Linked DNA regions of Mus musculus: region 1 is linked to region 2. A link is a loop called in an ENCODE intact Hi-C map of the cell type or tissue named here. Cell type or tissue: heart. All regions are shown on one strand.

Region 1 (8,000 bases), 80 kb before region 2:
GAGAGCTGCAAGCACAGGCTGGGACAGTAGGTCCTCAAGAGTCTGCAGCACACAGGGGGTGGCCTCATCACCTTCTCCTGGAAAGTTGTCTGCAGGAAGGGACAGATAAGTCTTCTACCTTGGAGAGTGCAGATAGACAGGGCTTCAACCTCTCTTTAAGCTGTGATCAGAAGGTCCATAACAAAGCCCTCAAGCCAGGGGCTTGACTGTAATGACATGGAGAAAGCTGTCATCACTGGAATTTTTATACATACATCATAACAGCTACCAATTACTGCCTACTTACTATATACTAGATACTATTCTAAGCCTTATTAAAACACTTGTTGGGACTGTTACTATAGAATTTCAATTCTGTGCTGAGAACACTAAGACAGAGTGGTTGAGTTATTTGCCAAAATGGTATGAGCATCAGCAACCAGCTTTTGTGTTCCAGTCCCTCTTGTCTTTCCCCCAGCTTCAAGCAGGAAGCAGGAAGAGGAACTTCAAAGGAGGAAGTAAGAAAAGGGCCTTTCAGACAGGGAGTGTGTATGCTGGACCCAAGCACGGGCTTGGGTGTGGCTCACACCAACTTGGCTCAAAGCCTGGTGCTTGCTGATTGCTTGCTTCCTAGCCCTCTGAACTCGCATGTGTAGTGTGGAGTTTGACGTGTAAACTTGCTAGAGAGTGTGGTCTCCAGCCCAGGGAGTGTCTAAGGACTTCGTGGTGGTTGTCTTTCAGGAATGAGTGAGTAACTTGTCTCCTCAGAGCCCACTCGTATTATGAAGCGCTTACTAAAACCAGCCCCACAGGTTTGTTGTGAGGAGCAAAAAGACTGTGCTTCAAACTGATATCTATTTATAACCATGACTTGCTACCCAATAGCTAACAACCCAGAATTGTTTTTAATTTGCAAGGGAAGGGTGGGAATGAGAGAAAGGAGGTTCACAGAAGGAAGCACACGTAGGACCGTGTTTGGAAGAGCCTGGCTGCCCTGCAGTCTGCCTGGTTCTTATCTGTGTCCTTATCCTCTGTTGAGACAGCTGGTCTTAGAAACTCTGGACAATGAACATGGAGTTCACAGCCCTACTCTGTGTTAGAGAGGACAGGAGAGGAGATGTAGATTTCGCCTACCAAACTGGACTCCTTGGAGGAGGAGAGAACAGAGACCAGCTACGAGGATCCAGGCCAGTCTCAGGGATGCTCAGATGTTTTGGTTCTGTATCATCTGTGAATTCTGAGTTCCGGGCCAGCCAATGAAAGGGTTCTACCAATGAAGACAGGGGTGAGGATGAGGTAGAAGGAGAAGGACCCTTACTTAATATCTCTCTCTCTCTCTCTCTCTCTCTCTCTCTCTCTCACTCTCTCTCTCTCTCTCTCTGACTCTGCCTCCCAAGTACTGGGATTAAAGGAATGCATCACCATTGCCCTGCTGGCACTTACAATTCTAATTCCTTGAGAGGTACAAACAGAGAATCTCACAGAGGAAGAAAGCTAACTCTGACTGGTCATTCCTATCTTTCACAGGGAGAGATCTGCTAGTCCCAGTAGAGATCCATTTCTGTTCATCTTCATTCAGCAAACCTTGAACAGAGCATGCCTGTGTTGGGAGCTAAGATATGGGTTGGTGCATCTCTAATCTCTCAGAGCTCAACCTAAGTTGGCTCAGACACAAAAACTGCTCCTGACAAAGGTGTGCTGACAAATCCTTGAGCCTGCCACATGGGCAAGTCTGCCAACTTGGGGCTTAGTCTTCCAAAAGCATCAGGTAGTGCCTGGAGTACCCCCACCCAATAGTAATCTTGGAGGGCAGTTTGGGAGGACCTATCTCCCTTTCATGCTGGTTATACTCTCTGTAGTTCTGTCCTCACTTCTTTAACTGTCTTGTCATCCAGGCTAGAAGTTACAGTGGGTAGAAGTCTAGCCTACTTGTCTCTTCTGAATCCAGCAGGAAAGAAAGAAAGAAAGAAAGAAAGAAAGAGAGAGAGAGAGAGAGAGAGAGAGAGAGAGAGAGAGAGAGAGAGAGGAGAGGGAGAGGGAGAGGGAGGGAGAGAAAAAGAGTGTGAGAGAGAGAGAGAGAGAGAGAGAGAGAGAGAGAGAGAGAGAGAGAGAGAAGAGCAGAAGATCTAATCTGAAGGAAGATCACATGCAGAGGCCAGAGGCAGAGTCGTGGGGTTCTAAGTGCTGACTCAGTTCTAAGGGCTAGACTCAGTAGACAGCTAACAGAACAGGCAGTTAGCTAGCTGGTTTACTTTAGTGGGTCTTCTTTACAGCTCTGGTGCTAATGGTGAGTAAAACTATACACGTGTGTATTCATTCTCTCTCTCTCTCTCTCTCTCTCTCTCTCTCTTCCTGTCTCTTACGCCTTCTGTCCCTCCCTCCCTCTTTTGCTTTCTCTCTCTATCTTAGTTAAGGTTTCTATTTCTGTGATAAAACATCATGACTAAAAGCAACTTGAGGAAGAAAGGGTTTATTTCAGCTTAGAGTACCATGCCGCACTCCATCACAGAGGGAACTCAGGTCAGGAACCTGAAGGCAGGAGCTAATGCAGAGACCATGGAGGAGTGCTGCTTACTAGCTTGCTACCATGGCTAGTTCAGCCTGCTTTATTACACACCACAGAACCACCTTCCCAGGGGTGGCACCACCAACAAAGGGCTGGGCCTTCCCATGTCAATCACTAATTAAGAAAATGTACTACAAACTTGCCTACAGGTAAATCTTATGGAAGCACGTGACACTAGCTGTGTCAAGTTGACATAAAACTATGCAGGGCACTTCTTCATTTTCTTCTCCCTTCTCTCCCCTCTCTCCCTGCCTCCTTTTCTCCAGCCCTCCCTCCCTGCCTTCTTCCCTCTCTCTTTCTAATTTTTCAGACAGGGACTGCTGTCAGCTATTAAACTAAGTGCTAGGATTACAGATATATTCCACTGTTCCGCCCTCAAGGTGTCCCCTATTTTAACATATGATAAATATTTGGAGATCTAAGGAACAAGTGCAGCAGATGTGTGTCCTTTATAGCGGGACTCTGGCTTTATATGCAAAATACCATTTCATCCACTGTCTGCCTGAGCAGGACTCTGGTTCTCTTTCTGTAGACTCACAGACATGGCTGGCTTGCTGATGGCCACCAAGTAGGAGCGGATCTGACCTTCACAGTCAGTTTGCTCCAACAAAAGCTTCCTTTAACATTGACACTTCTGCCTGCTGGGTTAATTAGCTGCTTGAAACCCACTAGGCAATCTTCTGAATGTCTCCAGTTTCCATTCATGGTTTCTTCACTTAGGGCTAGCAGTGGGCAAGCAATCTCTTCTCTCTGACTGAGGGGTATGACTATAGTCTGCTGTGACATCCTAAGGAAGTTCCTGTTGGTGCAGTGGGGGAAGCTGGTGCCTCTGTTTGGTTCATTCATCCTTTCTTCTCTTCAGTTTTAGAGCTAGAGTATCTTTCCCAAGAGAGAAAGGTTTCGGTGGGGTCTTTGTTTCCCTTGGGCATATTTACTTGCAGAATGGTGGATGATAAATAGTCAGCCCTCCTCTCCACTCTCGGTATCTGGCCATTGTTGGGGAAAGCCAAACATTCTGGTGATAACCCCCAGAAATGATAACATGGCTGGTTTGAAAGTCACTTGCTGAGGTCTTTGTAGGGAGGAAGCCATGTTCTTCCTGATAGCAAGGAGCACACCAAGACAAGCAGGAACTCATTTAGGTTAGAAGAAGAAACCTCAGACCTTACTCTTCCTGTCAGGTCACAGCAGGTCACAGTAGGTCACAACAGGTCTTGGCAGGGCAGGGCAGAGGCTGGGCTGTGGGTTAAGAAGCCAAACACCTCTTTACTCATCTGGATGACACCGATCGGTCATGGGTGACAGTTTCCTAGTTTATAAAATATAAATTATAATAATACATTCTGCCTTGGGAGTCTAAATGAAGTGCAAATACAGGTAGAGATGACAGTCTACTGCCTGAGAAATATACACTGTGTGTTTTTTACTCAGCCTTGAACTATCCATTCCAAGGTCTGGTCAATTCTCCCTTCATCTAGTACAGTGTCTCTAACTTAACTGTGCAGTTGCCCATGACTAGGTTATTTTTAGACATTGGGTGTGCAAGGGTGTCTAGGACCCAATCCTTGCTTTAAGGACTTCAGACTCTCAGTTCTCCAAATTCTTGACTTTGCCACCCACAAATTAATAACATATTAATAGTTGTGCTTATGCTGCTGCTGCTGCTGAACAGCTTGTGCAATTTACTGGAAAGAAAATGTGTGCTGTCTCAGTGCTGGCTGCTATCTGGGCACAGTAGCCTGTATCCCTAACAATCCCCGAGGATAATGTACTAATAGTCCAAATGATGGGAAAAGAATGCTGGAGGAACAAGAGCAGATCAGTTACCTGTCAATGGTTTTACAGCTGAGAATGTGGAGAGCTGGGATTCCAACCTATCTCCTTCCAATTCTAGGGAATCTCTATATCTTCCAAGCAACCCCCATCCAGCTTAATATTTTGCAGGTAGGCTGGCCTTTCTGAAGCCTAAGGACCTCCCCTCCCCCACCCCCCATACACACACACAGCCCCAGCTTCCGGAGGCAAGGGCCTTTATGACCTTATGATAAGATTTATTTCCAGATGAGGGTGTTGGGAGGAGAGCAGGCAAACCAACATGCTACCTGCAGCTTTGCAGGCAGGAGCTATGGAGACATCACTCCTAAGTGGCAGCTCAGAGGCTGCCGGGTGGCAAGGAGCCTTCTGCAGAGGCGAGAAATATGTGCAAACAAAACCAACAGCTTTTCTTTCTGCTCCCCAAAGTTGCTAAAAATGCCTGCGGGTTTGCACACAAGCAGACGCTGTGCAGTGCTCACAATGCTGGGTGGCTTCCTCTTCGCAGAGCCAGCAAGAAAAGACCTGGAAGGTATTTCTCACATTGTTGTTAAACACACACACATCAGACAGGGGAGGAGTTCCAAGGTAGTCCCAGGGTTCGGATTTCTGCCAAGTCTCTCTTTACTTGTTGTTAAGCTAGGGGAGAGAGAGAGAGAGAGAGAGAGAGAGAAGGAACAAGATATATCATTGACAAACCCATCATTCTTGTAGTACCTAGAATTGTTGGAAAACCATTCTTGCCCTCGGCATCAGGCAGCCCCCCATCATGTGCTTAGATCGCAGTCTTCCCATTTAGAAAATGGGAATGGCAATAGTTTCTGCAGAAATGATAGCTGCAGAAAGGCAGGGGTTTGGCCTATTGTGTTTTCCTGCCTTCTGATGCTGGCAGCACCTGACACAAATTACATCTTCTTTTGTTGACCAAGTAAATATGTGAATAGGTGGATGGGCACCTATTTGTAGAGTTATTGAAAGACTGGAACGAAACTTCCTGCTGTGAAATTGTCTCTGTACAGTGATGTACACACTGAGGGTGTGTGATGGCCACAGAACATGGTATGGCTTTTATTAAAGCGACACCTTCAACTGTTGTTCATTTGTGAGCTTTCTCTGATACCGAGAAGTAAAGACACACAACACCTGATTCTTCGTGTACTTATGCACTGAGGTGATGCGGAAACAAGCCTGAGAGACTGTCTCAGCCTGTAAAGTGGTAGAGCATGGAAGTTTCTGGAAGAGCTATTCAGGGAAAGTTCTCACGTCAAGGCCATCACCAGACATTTTCCAACACATTTCAGAACTGGGCCCCTGAGCTTTCCTGTTAGCCTCTCTATAGCTTGTTTCTCCTTTCTCTCACAATCTCTCCCTGAAATACAGTTTCTCTCGTTCTGACGTGACTGGTGATAGTGCTAGGCAACCTCGCAGGCCTGGTCATGGCGACCTCCTTCTGTACTGCTGTGTTTGTGCAGATAACCACCATGTCCTGCCTGGGAAGCTACTCTGCTTCTCTCCATCATTTGTTCTCCCAGTCTTATGTGTTTCAGACCTTCCCCTCTACCCTGTATGCCTCAATAAGCCCTACTGCATTGTCACTCCCAGCCCAAGAACTTGTTTCACATCTCTGTGAGAAGAGAAGTCACACAACCACCTACCACAACGGATCCTTAAGAAGGGCATAGGTAGGCTAGAGATCGTTTCCCAGTGGGCAGCAGGAGAAAGGCTGTTCCTTATAGTGTGGAGTGTGAGGGAGAACACATACCACAGGGAGGCAAGTGTGTCCCCTTTGCTGACTTAGCGGGTAGCCTGGAGATGGTATTGAGAGTCAGACTGGGCTGGAGGGCTGGGGGCCCTCTGGAAGGGGCTATGGAAGAGAAGGCATTGTTGATGTAAGACCAAAACAAAACAAAAATCCCTTAACTCTCACAACTCAAAGGGAGTAAAGGAAACTTTATTACGGAGCCAAATTTGAGTGGCATTGGAGCAGCGTGCTGGCTAGTTTTATTTTAGCGTGACCCAAACTAGAGCTATCTGAAAGGAGGAAATCTCAACTGAGAAGATGCCTCAGTAAGACCAGGCTCTAGGCCAGCCTGTAAGGCATTTTCTTAACTAATGATCATCGAGGGCAGAGCCCAGCCCACTGTGGGTGGTGCTACGCCTGCCACCGATGGTCCTGGGTTCTACAGGAAAGCAGGCTGAGCAATCCATGAGAACAAGTCAGTAAGCAGCACCCCTCCATGGCCTCTGCATCAGCCCCTGCCTCTAGTTTCCTGCTCTGTTTGAGTTCTTGTCCCAACTTCCTTCAGTGATGGACTACAGTGTGGAAACATAAGCCTAATGCGCCATTTCCACCCATCTTGCGTTTTGGTCATGATGTTTTATCCCAGCATTAGAAGCTCTTAGTACACATTTCCCTTCCCTTGTGTGTCTGGCAGGTACTTGTAAGATCTTGGAAAGCTCCACTCACCACCCTGTGGGCCCCAGGACATAGCCACACACATGGCTGCTAAGAGGCAGCTTTTTCCTCCCCTCCACCAACAGAGTAAGACAAAGCCCACAGAAATCTATTCAGATGAATCAGTCCGTGAACAGATCTGTCCAGCCACCCTGCTGGTATGGAGTTCGTGTGACTGGTGATAGTGCTAGGCAACCCCGCAGGCCTGGTTATGGCAACCCCTAAAGCGCTGCCATGGAGGCAGAGGTAGGAAGTGACAAGATGTCACAACTGGAGTGAGATAGAGCAGGAAAAGCCATTGGGTAGAGTGTGCAGTTAAAGTGGGAATCAGGAAGGATGGCTCTGAAGGTGACCTGGAGGTGAGACTTGAGGGGAGCTAGGCAGCCTCTGGTTTGTCTCTGAGAGGAGAAAGCACACAATTCTTAGAAGCAGGATGGAGGAAGTGGGGGCAAAAGGAAAACATAGGTCTGTGTGGTGACAGGAAGAGGAGATGGGCCACACAGAACCCTCTTGGTCACTGTGGTGTTTCTAAAGTTTCTTACTTTAGCAGTGAAGGCAAACATAGCAGGCTTTTAAACAGAGGCTTTGAGCTGATTTGTGTTTTAAGAGAACTTTTCTGGGGACTGTGTTGAGAAGAGGAACAGAGGGGGGCAAAAGTGGAGATGTGACAGCTATGCAGGTGAGAGGTGACAGCGTTCAGGCTTGGGTGGTAGATGCAGTAAGACATCAAATTCTGAAGGGAAACCAGATGGGTGTGTGGAGCCACTAAAACTGCGATGTGGAGAACAGGGAGAGGTTACAGGTGCACTTCAGGAGGTGGAGTGGCGCCAAGAGTCCAACCAGAGTGAACCTAAGGACACAGAATGAAAGGGTTCAGAGGTAGGGCAGGCATGCGCCAGTTTAAGGAGCGAAGAGACAGGATGGCAGCTGTAGGGGTATATGAGCTTGACGAAGTGTGTTCATGTTTATGTGGAAGACATACCAGTATATGAATACTGTGGTAGAAACAATCCCGTCCCAGGGACAAATAGCAGTGGTGGGTAATGTCGATGTGGGAGGAGAGTGCTGCTGGAGCAATAGCCCCAGAGACAGGAGAATGTGTCTAGCACAGATCTGCTGTCCAACAGAGGGCATGTGCTCGCTAGGCACAGTATGTTAATTTGTTTTTGGCAAACTTGACACAAGCTA
Region 2 (8,000 bases):
ATCTCTGAACCTGTAATCCAGCCCTATTAAATGTCTTTATAAGAGTTGCCTTGATCATATTGTCTCTTCACAGCTAAGATAATTAGTGTTTGATCACATTGGAGAAATGTAACTAAGACACTGCACTATCATGGGGACTAGAGTTTGAATCCCCAGTACCCAAACAAGTATGCCAGCTACCTGTAATCCCAGTTCTTGGGCAAGCTGGCTAGCTTGAGTAGCTGGAATTGCCAGGCTCAGTAAAGCTAGAGACCCTATCTCAACCAATAAAGTGGAAAACAATCAAGGAAGACTTCTGACGTCAACTCTGGGCTTCTGGACATAATTCATGCAATTATGTAATGTAGTGTTCCCCTTATGTGTGTACCATACATATGTGTGATAACTAATCTTATCAAAATGGCCAGATCTAGAATCAACTAAAACCCTGGCAGTTGGACACAATTATGAGGGATTTTTTTCGATTAAGTCATCTGAAGTGGAAGACTCACCCTAAATCTGGATCTTCAGAGATTGGAAGACCCACCCCAAATTCAGGTTATGTGAGTATAAAAGTAACTTTTATTCACCTGATGTAATTGTCATCTCCAAGACTTACTGCTTCAGTCTGATAACTTAGGCCTAGTCTGGAAGCTTCTATCCTCCATATGATCTAGGCCTCGAATGCTTTCAGCCTCTGAGACTTGCTGCTGTATAAACTTACCCTTTCTAACTCTTTCTGATTGATCTCTGGCTCAGAAGGTCTGGCTCAAACTCTTCTCCAAGCTGACTGATTCAAACTGGATTCTCTCTCAGTCTCAAACTTTGGCTCTGTTTGACCTCATATTAACTTTAGCAGTATGTTCTAATCATCTGGCTCTTTCTCATTCTCTGGTTCACTGTGACTTCACGTGGGTCTAGCTTGTCCTCTCTTCAGTCTGTCTCTGTAAAACTGTCCTGGTAAAACTGCTTTCCTCCTTTCTTTTCTCTACGCTGCCCTCTCTTTAGTCGTTTCCCTTTCCTTTCTCTTCTCATGGGAACTGGTCATATTCTATCTCTGATTCATTCTGTCAAATCTTTCTCCGATTCATCACTTTGTCACTCAATTAGACATTACTTTCAAACATGGGTACTTCCTTCTACAAACTAAACTTACCTTCATTGTTTGGGATTAAAGGTGTATACTAGTCACCTCTATATTTCCACCATAGGGATTAAATGTGTATGAAAAGGCTGAAAACTAGAAACAGTTTTTTTTCAGTAAATAACACAATCTTGGGTTTCATGGTGTTACCAAATATCCTGCAACAGTGAGGTTTGAAGACCTACCCTAAATATGAACCACACCTGGTGACAGCACCAGGATATTGAAGAAGGAAACTTTTGTTTCTTGCTCCTTGCCCTCACTCTTGCTGGCAAGTTTATCTTGTTTCTGAGGTATGCCTTTGCTACCTTCTTCTTCAAGACTCCAACATAGACTTAAGACCAACTGAGACATTAGTGGGACAATCATACGATTCTTTGCTTTTTTGATGGTAGATAGTCACTGCTGGACTTGCTGGTCCAGAGACAGGGAAAGAGAGAGAAAGGAAGAGAAAGAGGATATAGATAGATACAGATGATATAGATATAGATGATATAGATATAGATATAAATTAGTTCTATCAGTTCTGTACCACTAGAGAACCCTGACTAATACAACATGCGACCCCCCCCCCCACACACACACATGTAGGCATAACTATACAGCACCAATAGAACATGTTCACATGCATGCACACATGTAGACATACCATATTGGGCATGGTTGCTCTCACCTTTAATCCTAACACTCAGGAGGTAGGTGGGTAGATCTCTGTGAGTTTAAAGACAGTCTAGTCTCTGAAGTGAGTGCCAGGACAGCCAGAGATACATACTGTCTCAAAAATAAACATAAACAAACAAAAAAGAAACAACAAAAAAACCAAAACAAAAAACATACAGCAAATCTCTGGAGACATTACTATTATTTCAACATAGCATTTTTCAAGGACAATGAAAAATAAGGAATGTTAAAAATGGTTTGTACATTATAGCAGTACATGTCTGACAATGGTTGTCATTAATCTAAACCAGTCACTTGGTGATGCTGAGCAAGTAACCTGTGATGGACAATGGAGCAGCTGTTTGAAAAGAATATGACAAATTGTATCTACTTTACATGTCTGCAGATCCTAAAGATTAATATCGGTAAGTCGGTGGGGGAACTTTTGTCGTTACTAGGGCCAGTTGTCACATCAAGTGCTGGGAAAGTAAATCTACCCCTTTACCACACAGTTGGTTATTTTTGATATTTAGTTTCAAATGCTTTTTAAAAGTCTTGAGTGAGCACCTTCAAAAATATATTGTCAAATCTGATACACTCAGACCTCTCCTGCTAATCTGGGGACTCACATCATGTGGTTTCTGGTATTCTTCTCATTACAATGTGGACACCTCTTATTTGTATCCATGGGGCACTGCACTCATGTTCCTTTTACTTTACTGAGCCCAAGGCCAAGGTTGTAGGTCAAGGGTGTCGTGTAGAAGCTGACCCAATTCTAGTTAGGTGATTAGAGGTTAGACAAGACTGTGCTGGTTGAGCCTCAGTTTCCTCATTTGTAAACATAATATGCACCACCCTGGGCTGACGTGAGGAGTACATGAAAGAGTGTCACATAGAATAACCTATAGAAGTGAGGAGTACATGAAAGAGTGTCACATGGTATAATCTATAGAAGCTGCTCAGATGTAGTAGCTGCCTTTGGCTTTTCATTAGTCTACCTTGTGCTCAAAACTGGATAGGGATGTGCTCCTTTCTCTTCTGAATTTTAGGTGTCCTTTATAGCTTCCTGCTAAACGGCTGACCCTTGGCATCACGAGGTGACTTCCCATATATATATACATGGGACACTGCAAAGTTCTGTTGCTAGATCCCTGTAGGAAGTACTTCCATTCTCCTGAGTCTAATCCATGGTGCCTTGAACTAGGCACTAGAGGGAAGGATTACCAAGGATCAAACACTAATGAGACCACTGATTCAGAAGGTTGGATAATAAGGAAGAAACAGGTGGAGGTAGCGTTTTCAGTCACCAAGGAAACAAGTGAAGAGAGTGGCTAGCCAAACAGAGCCTTATTTCCACTCTTGGTAAAGTAATCTGACAAGCCATTTTCAGGAGGAAAGAAAGTTTGGATGACTAAAAAGTATCCCCCAAATTGATTGGGCCCTGAACTCTGAAACCTATAGCTATCACATAACAGGGAGGAAGATGTGATTAAATGTTGGCTCCTAAGTTGGGAACATTATCTTGGGTTACCCAGATGTACCCAAACACAATCCCATTGTTCTCCTCAGACAGAGCCAGAGGGACACTCAGCCCAGACAGAAGAGAAAGCAACATGTGGCTGGCAGCCCGTGTTAGAGGAAGCAGGAAGCACACTTGGAGGGAAGACAATAGCAGCTGATGGTACAGCTGATGGGAGATGAAGGAACAACATGAGTAAGAGATGCTGGGAAGGGGCTGGACGTGGGTCTCCTGTGACTTCTGCAGCTGCCACGGCTTCCAGTTCAGTCACCCACACTGGTTTAGGTGAGTTGGACTCTATTAAAGAGTAATGAAATGTGTGGTATTGGAAACGTCTGCGTGTGTAGTCATTTGTCATAACATAAATGGAAAACTAAGATACACAGTGAGGGAAGACGCAGACAACATAACTAAGGATGAGGCACACAACTCTTATAGACACATGAAATCATCAAATGTTGGTCCCCACACTTCTATAGCTCTCTCTGGGTAAATACTTCCCCTCTGAGTTAGAATTTCTTCATCTGGAAATAAAGCTAATAAATGTTTAATGTATAGATGCTCAATAAAAGGCAGTAGTCTTCATTTCTTTGTCATTTTCCTACTCTGTTGCCGGCATTTGCTGATTTCTAGTATATACTTTGTGGTCTCAGTCAGTGTTTGATTCCATTCCATGGAAATAAAAGGAATGTTGTACATACTGCCCAAGAGTTTTCCTGCAAGTTAAGGCTTCCCCCTTTACTATAAGAATATGTATATAAATAAAGACTTATTTTATTCTTAAAAAAGGGCAGTAGTCACTACATGACTATTGAAAAGGAATGATAAATTCTGGCAGCTATGCAGTGGGGACAAGTTATAGCCAGGCTTTCACCAACCCCTAGTACCGACTGCTGGTGTGGCTGACCAATGCTGTTCAATAGGGATCCCTGTTGCTCACATCATAGGGTGACGCAGGAGTCAAAAGATAGAGACATGAGGCTGGGGTCATGGCTCAAACAGTGAAGTGGCTGCTGTGAAACATGAGGACATCTTCCCCAGAATCCCCCCTCCAAAGAAAAGGTGGGAACAACGTCTATCTGTAACTTCACCATGGAGGATTGGAGGAGGTGGTGAGGGGCACGTGGAGACAAGTATACTCCTAGCCTTCACACCCAAATCTGTGAGCTCTAGGTTCAGTGAGACACACTATCTTCAATAAGTAGTTCAAGAACAATCATGGAAGGTTCTGGATTTTATACTGACACAAACACATGCATGTACAAGTGCACATACTTCCATGAACAATGCAGAAACCACACATACAAACATATAGATGATTTAAGTTTGTTTCATTCACAAGAAACGTAGAAATCTGTTTGGATGGCATCTGATTTAGTACAAAATCTAGTCATTTTAAGTTTTAAAACCACAAATATATTCTCTATCATCTGTAGAGACCACAGACCCCGACATATAAAAACTGACCTTTAATAGCAAGATAGCTTTCCTTTTCTGGGGGGTGAGGTGACCTTTCCACACACTTGCCCCTCCCTAATTCAGTTCTCTAAACTCTGAAATGGAGTTGCCACCTTCCTTCTCACCACATTGAATTAGCATATGTAAAGGGCTTGGCATGGGGAATTGGTGGTCCAGTAATCGGTAACTAGCAGTGAATAATTTGTTATTGTGGTTACTCACCTCTTAATTCACTTGAGTGACATGTCACTTTCCATGTTTCCAAACCACTTAAGTTCTGTAGACAGGGCTTTGGCTTTGGCTATTGAAACAACAGAATTTAGTGGCTAATAGAAAGTGGACGTTTACCTGAGTCCTACCGTCCCCGACTCATCAGGTTTGTGCTGCAAGCAATGAACCACAGCTTCCTGTCTTACGAGGGTACAAAATGGTGTTTAATCGTACTGAGCCGGTATGCAGATTATGCAAAGTGTAGATGTCTTTATGTGACTCAGAGTGAAGTAGGGGTCAATGGAGTAAAATCACTCAATGGAGTAAGTTCACACTCCTTTAAAAAAAACAGAAAATAAAGCATACAGGTCTGAGGCAGGGACATCACTAAACCGGTTGCCAGCATGAAGCCTTGCCTGCTCCTGGTGCTTGCTCTATGTGTCTTGCAGCTCAGGGCTCAGTGCTGTTAGTGGAGCAAGTTCTCAGTAAACAATACAAGGCCACTCTGTCCAGAAACCTGAGGTGTGAGCTGAGAAAAATCCCTCAGCTCAGAAGTCAGTGGTGACCTTTCCACTGAGACTGTTTACCGAAGCCAGCAGTCTGGGATGGAAGCGTGGGCTCCCCTTCTGAGCACACAGGGTGGGAATTCCCTCCAGAGCCCTGACCGTGCCCCCCTGCCTCGTGGGGGTTTCTGTTAGGCTGAAACTACCCTGCAGAAAGAAGGCAGCTGAAGAAGGGGGAACTCGGGCCTTCTGAAAGAACTTTTCCCCACTTCTTTCTGAAAACTGAACAACCCTCAGAAGAGCCAAATGTTTTCTGACTGGGCGAGCGCACAAGGAACACGCAGGGCATTCTGACTTTGGGATGCTGTGATCCAGGGCTGCAGAACCGGAGCAGAGCAGGTTCTCAGGCCGCCTGGGACAGCTGGAATGCAGCGTTGTTTCCTCTGAATTTATTGGCTTACTCCTCCTTCCCTACCGCCTCAGCCTTGATTTATGATTGTGCAGGCTCGGTGGCTTTGCTCCAACGTTATTTCTTTCTTCAGAAATAAACAAGGAGTTTTACAGCTTCATAACCGCCCCTAAGTTTGTTTGTTCTTCCCTCTGCGCAGCGTGGGCCATGTTTGGTCCCTGGGAAAGTCGTTTCTCTAATTATTTTCACATTTCAACAACTTTTGTTTCTTCTTCTTTCTTGGAGATTTAAAAAAAATGCTAATAGTACATTTGCTTTGGGTTAAATGATACCTTAAACATTTTCCCTGGCACTCACTGGGAGCCTGGGTGACTTAGGGAGTCCTGCTGTCTTTGCTTATAGGGCAATGTGCAGAAGAAAATCTGAAAACCCTGAAACTTCTTCTGGTATGCTGTTCCAGCCGTGTTCTCTCACTCAGTGGCTGGTTATTCTCCCAAACATACTCTATACTCTTCCATGCTCTGGACATCCCCTCCCACTCCTTGACTCTGGCTGCTCTATGCCCTTCTCCAGCTGGCAAACATCTGCTTAACCTTCAAGGCGCAGTTCATACACAAGCATCTTTCTGAGGCCTTCCCAAACTCTACTAACTGTGTGTCATATCCCTGTCCATGTTCTGGAAGGACCTTGCTTACATCTTTTTAGTCTTCTTCCCGACATTCATTCTAGCCTCCAACATCACACCTGTCATATCCGATCTATAAAGGTCAGATCTGAATTTGTTCCCTTCTACCTAGCAGGGTCTGGCCTGTGGGAAGGACTGGGTGGGATTGGACATGGGAGACAATATTGAAGTGATTTTAAGGGAAACCCATTCCATTCTGGTAACTATTGGAGGTGGTGAGGGTAAAAATGGCCTCCTGCATCACTTGGGAGACCATGAATAGAGATTTAACACACATGTAGGAGTGCCCAAGACTAACCTGAATGGGGTAGGAGCTTCAAATGTGGTCAGTTTGGAGTCTCCCTTTCAGAACAGGAGATTCTTGGATACTTCATAACTTCATGCGCCTTGTGTTACATGAAACCCCCTGCTATCAGGCACCTTTGCCATATTGGACCTACCTGGCCCAATGCCTGAACTTGGCATGCTTCTTCCACTATTTGGAATTGAACGGATGCTCATTTTAGGGTGTGCCTGCTCCACCTCTGGCATTTCCCTCACCTGGATTCTGTTGAGTCTGAGGAAGTTTCAGTATGCCTTGAAGATAACCCCACCTTTACCTGCTGGCACGTTTTGTTCAGAAATAGGCAAAGAGGGTGTGAGGCAGTATTCCCTCTTTTAAAACTCCCATGAGATAGTAATGATTCTAGAACCCAAGAGCTCTAGATGCAAAACCTTATTCTTTTATTCAAATCTCTTCTCCATAAATGTATGCCTGCCATGGGTTATGGAGGCCCTAAAGATCCAAAGGTGTCTTCAGTGACATTGTTGTTCTACAGACAATTTTAGAATCAGTGCAGGAAGTAAGTGTGAGAGAAAACTAAAGGGCAGGCACAAGGAGAGTCTGAATCCCAGTGTGGTCCAGGGCTGTTCTCTGTTTCAACTCTTTGCTTGTACAATGGGGTTCATCTTCCATGTTCTGTTTGCAGTGCAGTGGTGTGAGTGCCTATTCCACAGTTCAAGGCTTGGGTTGATAGTATAAACTTATTGTGATATCAAGAAGATGGTCAATAAATGTCGCCTTAATAAATGACAAGAGATGAATAGTTTCTGCTCTTAGCCTGTTTGGGGAAGGACAAGACCACCTACTGTGCTTTACCTATGTCATACCATGTACATGTGACCACTGTGGTCTTAGTTAAGGTTTCTATTGCTGTGATGAAACACCATGAACACAAGCAACTTGGGGAAGAAAGGGTTTATTTCGCTTCTACTTCCAGGGAACAGTTCACCATCCAAGGTTATTAGGGTAAGAAGTCAAATAGAGCAAGAACCTGGAGACAGGAGCTGTTACAGAGGCCATGGGTGGGTTCTGATTACTGTCTTGCTGTTCATGGCTTGCTCAGCCTGTTTTCTTAGGGAACCCTGGGCCACCAGCTCAGGAGTGACACCAC

What was found. A loop is a pair of places that touch in the nucleus more often than their neighbours do. Peaks named below come from ENCODE experiments on the same cell type or tissue, not always from the same donor. Only the 100,000 strongest peaks of a DNase experiment are listed, where the experiment ranks them.
Region 1: a loop joins it to region 2, with 2.0 times the contacts of the local background. A loop is called at or near these places in 2 of 42 quality-filtered maps.

What each region holds. Positions count from the first base shown.
Region 1 is chr4:95,192,679-95,200,678 of GRCm38, forward strand. It overlaps Gm12708 (predicted gene 12708), which reads left to right and starts at 626. Exons shown (of 4, transcript NR_166673.1): 1 at 626-726. It overlaps Gm32240 (a long non-coding RNA gene), which reads right to left. Exons shown (of 3, transcript XR_376399.3): 3 at 4,566-4,996. In heart, no CTCF peak of the experiment used is centred here; a DNase peak (open chromatin) is centred at 563; H3K27ac peaks cover 3,783 bases.
Region 2 is chr4:95,273,010-95,281,009 of GRCm38, forward strand. No RefSeq gene overlaps it. Among named protein-coding and RNA genes, the nearest start is that of Gm32240, 69 kb to the left of the region's middle. In heart, no CTCF peak of the experiment used is centred here; DNase peaks (open chromatin) are centred at 3,412 and 5,882; H3K27ac peaks cover 423 bases.